Linked DNA regions of Homo sapiens: region 2 is linked to region 1. Evidence: read pairs that join two places in POLR2A ChIA-PET (ENCODE). Cell type or tissue: Panc1. All regions are shown on one strand. Each heading gives the region's core, and the rest is flanking DNA. Links, peaks and the distances in the headings are about the cores only. Region 1 overlaps SRGAP1 (SLIT-ROBO Rho GTPase activating protein 1). Region 2 has its middle 43 kb from the start of DPY19L2.

Region 1 (2,935 bases), core at 306-2,805:
AAATGATATATGTAATTTGAATTTTAATAAATTTAGGAATATATAGAACATAACAATTTCATAATGTATTAAAATTTACAGAATGAATCCTCAATTATTACACATTTTGGCTATATTATTGTTACAAAAAAGTTTGTGTACAAAATTGTGTCATATTTCCTAGGACAAATTTTCAGAAATAGAATTGCAGCATTAGAGAATATGCACATTTTTGAGACTTAGTAATATATTGCCAATTTTATACTCAGCTAATTAAAATAAACTGATCTATTGTGTTATCTCTGAAAGTATTTCAGACAACATAGGTGCTTAATAAATATTTTCTTAAATAATAAACAAGCTATTCATTATTTTTATAACGGTACCTATAAATCGGTATGTAATCTCTGTATTCTTAGGTACAGGAGAGTAACAGTCACAGATTTCAGAGTCACAGATTTTATCTGAAAATCATAATTTTTCCAATATAATTTCAGTATGCTTTCATATGTCAGACATCCGGGTGAATTCGAAAACCTGTGTATTTTGAGCACAATTATGCTCCTTAAAAGAAACAACACATGTAAGGTGTGATGACTCCAATGCAAAGGATGTATCGAGGAGCACACCCGAACTCGGCACCCAGTGCTAAGCATTTGTGGCAGTACTTTATTATAAATGATGTCAAATTCTCATCCCCAGAAGACAGACTTCATTTCATATGGAAATAACCACGTTACTCAGAGCCAATTTTATAACTAAGGTCTAAGAAGTTGAGAATAATGCAATGTTTTCAAGTAATGAATTTGATTTTTCTCATTTCAAGAGATGAGTTTTTAAATAGTTTGAGACCTGGAAGCATCACTGGAACAAATATATTTATTTAGGTTAATCCATATGAAATTGATGTTTCTGTAGGTTATTAAAAAGGTGGAAAATCAGCATTTTCTTATGGTTCAACTTAACACATGTTCTCAAGATGACTATTTTGAAGGGTAAAACATGGGGTTAACGAAGAACCTTTACTTATTTTCATAAAATCTGATGATGGCTTTCCTTAAAAATGTAAGCTGGTAAATCATGTTAAAGGCATTACAGAGCCAGAACAAAGTAAGGGCTAAAATATAAAGCACTGGCAGCTTTTTCTGAGCCGTGTGTAATTGGAAAGTTGTCTGTTTTTAGTAATTATTGAACCTGTCTGGGAGAAGTTTGGTTGGCTACTCCAGTTTAAAAGCAAAATAAAATAGCAGTAGGAAGCAGCTGAGCAGCTGGGAAATGAAAAGGGAGTCACCCCGCAGCTGGGCAAACAGCAAAAGGTCAACGAATCTACACACACCTTGCATTTCTTTCTAGGCTTGGCTCTTGTTATTCCCTGCCTGAAGCAAACCCACATACTATTATATTTGGGTCTTGGTTCCAGTTATATCTTAAAATGAGAGGGTGTACACACACACACACACACACACACACACACACGTTGCTCAGCTGTCTGTATTCTTGCTAATAGGAGTGAGGAAATGAGAACATGTGACTCTCATTACACTTGGATGAAAAGGCACCTCAGGCCACCCCGAGTATCTGAGAAATATTTCTTTTAAATAAATTATCGCAAAGAAAAAATCTGAACTTCTGACTCTTGCTTGACTTGGACACTGAGGACTAGTATAAACAGGTAGTTTGCACAAACTAAGCCTGAGAGAAAGGATACTGCGCTGACTGCCAGCAGGGTGTTCCTTACTGACTAGTGTGGGTTAAAAGGAAAACATTTGAGTCTGACCTAACGCTGGAAAGAAAAGAGTGTATCTCATCATAATGTGGTTCAGCACAATAGCTGAGTATTCTCTACCTAGTTCGGTGGTAATTTCCGGAAAGCAAATTTCTTTGTTGAGTTTTCCAATTTGTCTTAGGGTTTCCACTATTCACTAAAATGTTAACAGTTACAGTGAATGAATTTTAAAAGTTGGGGAGATAAACGCTAAAAGCTTTTTCGAGAACTCTAATTGCAGATAATGAATGCAAGTACAAACTGCATTATTTAAAATGTAAGCTGTTGACAGAAGTCAAATGTATTTTGTGTTTAAAATAACAGACAGTTCTCTTTCTTTTTCAGAGAAGTAAAGGAAAGCTTTTATTTTTTACAGGTGCATTTTGAATACATACTGCAAAGAAAATAACAGCTTCTCCACCAGCTTAATGCAAACACAAGCCTTTGCATACCAAATGACCTGACAGGCATATAGCCATGTAAATGTACTCCCATAGCATATTTTCCTGTTTGAATTCTTCTCTACTAAAACTTCATGCATAATTCTCCATTCAATACACCTAATTTATCTTTCTTGCTCCATTTTTCCTCAACTGCTGAAAAAATAGTCAAGTAGAAAACGACCCACGTCATGAATTTCCTTAGGAGATTGGGATATCCTATATGATAACTTGCACAGAAGTTAATATTTTTTTCTTACTGACATGGCCATATCATGTATCTGACACTACTCTTATAGTTTAAATCAAAATAATAAAAATACCTGTAGCAAATTTAATGCTTCGTGTTAAGAAATCACTATATATCTGAAAACTATATGTGTTGGAGAGATCAATAGATTAATGATATAGTTTCTACTTTTTGACTACTGGCTCAAAAGTTAGAAGACACGGATCCCAGGAATGGATCTACAATTACTAGGTGTCGGGAAATTATTTAATGCCTCTTGATTACTTTACAAGGTCGTCATGGATGCCAAATTGTGTGTCCCTGTGTGTGTATTTTTTTAATTTAAATTTTATTGAGTATTTACTATATATATCTATGTATACAATATATACAGATATGTACATATATACGTATAATTTACTTTAGCAAGCATTATATAATGCTCACTATGTGCTAGACATACTTTTCAGCATTTTACGAATAACATATTTAATCCTTCTAGAAACTCTTATGAAATAAGTA
Region 2 (2,935 bases), core at 238-2,737, 330 kb after region 1:
ACACAAGCTTTTGAGATACTCTTAAAGGTGTTTTAGTTTTCTTGCTCTAATTTTACTAGGTTCCATTGAGGTACTTGAATGTCTCACTTTGTGTGTAGCCTTACTCTTCAGGGACATCGTCTTCCTCATTTCTAAAAGAAAACCCACCTCACTGGCAAAAATAGAAAGTGTTTTCATTACTGCTTTGTAATATACCTACTATGGTCAACCAAGAGGCAAACCAAAAGCCCAAAGGGATATCTTTGTATAATCTAATGTCTAGTTTCTCAGATTGGGAAAACAATTATTGGCTGGTTCCATATAATAACAAGCTTTAGACAGTCATTCAGTTGGCATTTTATGTTTCTTTTCTGGGGGGATGTGGTTCACTTTGTCCAGTACACAAAGGCACAGTGTTACTTCTGAGAAAAGAAAAATAACTGGGAGGAGTTATCTATGTTTTATTCAAAATTAAGTTTCTTTTAATAAATTTTTTTCTTTTTACTAAAAGAGTTTGTGTGCATTGCCAAAATATCAGAAAATACGGACAAGTAAGAAAAAGCATAAAAAAGCAGTTAAAACCCATTTCCTTAGAGATGACCCCTGGCAAAACCCCATTATATATTCTTTCAGGTACTTTCTTATGCACGTATGAACATTTACTTCCTTTAAAGTTTATCTTGTCAACCATATTATTTTTAAATATTTCTCCTTAATATAAATAGATATATGTCTGCAGCACACTTTTTATTGGCTTTCTAATTTTCCATTATGTGCTGTAATTTATTTGACTAATCCTATGCATTAGTTATTTAGGTTTCTGATTTTTTGCTGATACAAATAGTGCCAGGAGGAAAATGCACATCTTTACACATCTTCTTAATTATTACCATGAGATAAATATCCACAAATTGAAATGCTGAGTCAAAGGATGTATTTTTTTTTATCATAGTATTATTTTTAATTGTTTAAAAATTTAGAAAAAGAACCCAAATATTCAATAATAGGAGAATGGTTTAATAAAATTCATAGTCATGCAATGGAGGTTTTAGAAATTGTGGTAAAATATACATAACATAAAATTGACCATTTTAACCATTTTAAAGTGTACAATTCAGTGACATTAAGTACATTTATGATGTCACATAACCATCACTGCTATCCGTTTCCAGAATGTTTTCATCATCCCAAACAGAAACTCTGTATCCATTAAAATAACTTCCAATTTACTTTCCCTTCGAGACCCTGGTAATCTGTATCCTACTTTCTGCATCTGTGAATTTATCTAGTCTGGGTACCTCATGTAAGTGGAAAGATGTATAGTCATGAGTCACTTAACAGAAGGGCTGCATTCTGAGAAATGCATTGTTTGGAGATTTTGTCATTGTGAAAACATCATAGAGTGTATTTACACAAACCCAGATGGTACAGCCTACTACACACATAGGCTATTTGGTATGGCCTATTGATCCTAGCCTATAAACCGTACTGTGCTGCATGTTACTGTACTGAATACTGTAAGCAATTGTAATGCAAGGGCAGGTATTTATGTACCTAAACATTAAAAAGGCACAGTAAAAATACAGTGTAAAACATAAAAAATGGTACACCTGTATAAGGCACCTGTATAAGGCACCTGTATAAGCTTAAGGTCTGGAATTTGCTCTGGGTGAGTGGTCAGTGAATATGAAGGCCTAGGACATTACTGTACACTACTGAAGACTTTATAAACACTGTACACTTAGGCTACACTAAATTTATAAAGAATATTTTTCTTTAAGAATAAATTAACCTTAGCTTATTATAACTGTTTTACTTTTTAAACTTTTTATTTTTTTTAACTTTTTGACTCTCCTGTAACATTTAGATTAAAACATACACATTGTACAACTGTACAAAAACATTTTTTCTTTATATCCTTATTCCGTTAAGTTTTTTCAATTTTTTTTTTTTTTTTTTTTTTTTTTTTTTTTTTTTTACTTTTTAAACATTTTTGTTAAAACCTAAGACATAATCACACACATCAGGCCTACCCTGGGTCAGGATAATCAATATCACTGTCTTCCACCTCCACATCTTCTGTCACTGAAGGTCTTCAGGGGCAATAACACACATCTCCTGTAATGATAATGCCTTCTTCTGGAATACCTGCCGAAGGATCTGCCTGAAGCTGTTTCACGGTTAACTTTTTTTTTTTGATAAGTAGAAGGAGTAGACTGTGAAATAATTATAAAAATTATAGCATAGTACATATACAAACCAGTAACATCATTGTTTATTATCATTAATCAAGTATGATGTATTTTATACAAACATGTGAGTAACATGTTGTGCTGCTGCATTATGATGGCTATGATGTCACTAGGTGATAGACATTTTTCAGCTCCGTTCTGATGTTAGGGGACCGCTTTCATATATGTGAAACGTTGTGGGCTGAAACATTGTGATGTGGCACATGACTGTATATGTTTTTAAGGCATTTTATGCATACTGCCAAGTTTCCTTCAGGAAAGGTTGTTCACAGCAGTTACCATTCCTTTACACCTTTGTCCGACATAATCATCGTCTTTTCATCTTTGCCAGTTTCATAGGTGAACATTTGTATTTTCTCCTGGGAATTGGCCTGTTTATGTCCTTAGGTTTTTTTTTTTTTTTTTTTTTTGGATTGTTCACCTTGTTCTCTAAATGAGCTGTAAAAGCTACTTATGTATCAAGAGTATTAGTATTTTATTGTTCATATATGTTGGAATCATTTTACCAGTTTGAAAATTAGCTTTTTATTTATGCTTTTGATACATAGATGGTTTTATCACCAAATCTGTTGCTCTCGTTCTTTGATTTCTATCCTAGAAAACTTTTCTCACTCCAAAATAATACAAACATTTACTATAGGTTTTTTAATCATCTTACTGCTTTTTAGTTTTTCATTTAAACCTTTGACTTGTGTAGTATTTAT

What was found. Peaks named below come from ENCODE experiments on the same cell type or tissue, not always from the same donor. Only the 100,000 strongest peaks of a DNase experiment are listed, where the experiment ranks them.
Region 2: POLR2A ChIA-PET joins it to region 1 with 10 read pairs; 1 of 35 experiments calls an interaction of 5 or more read pairs at or near these places.

What each region holds. Positions count from the first base shown.
Region 1 is chr12:64,038,149-64,041,083 of GRCh38, reverse strand. The region is part of intron 4 of SRGAP1 (SLIT-ROBO Rho GTPase activating protein 1); the gene reads right to left. Among named protein-coding and RNA genes, the nearest start is that of KICS2, 180 kb to the left of the region's middle. In Panc1, for the core only: no CTCF peak of the experiment used is centred there; DNase peaks (open chromatin) are centred at 975 and 1,403; H3K4me3 peaks cover 893 bases; H3K27ac peaks cover 2,422 bases.
Region 2 is chr12:63,709,992-63,712,926 of GRCh38, reverse strand. It overlaps the pseudogene LOC100418730. Among named protein-coding and RNA genes, the nearest start is that of DPY19L2, 43 kb to the right of the region's middle. In Panc1, for the core only: no CTCF peak of the experiment used is centred there; a DNase peak (open chromatin) is centred at 1,436.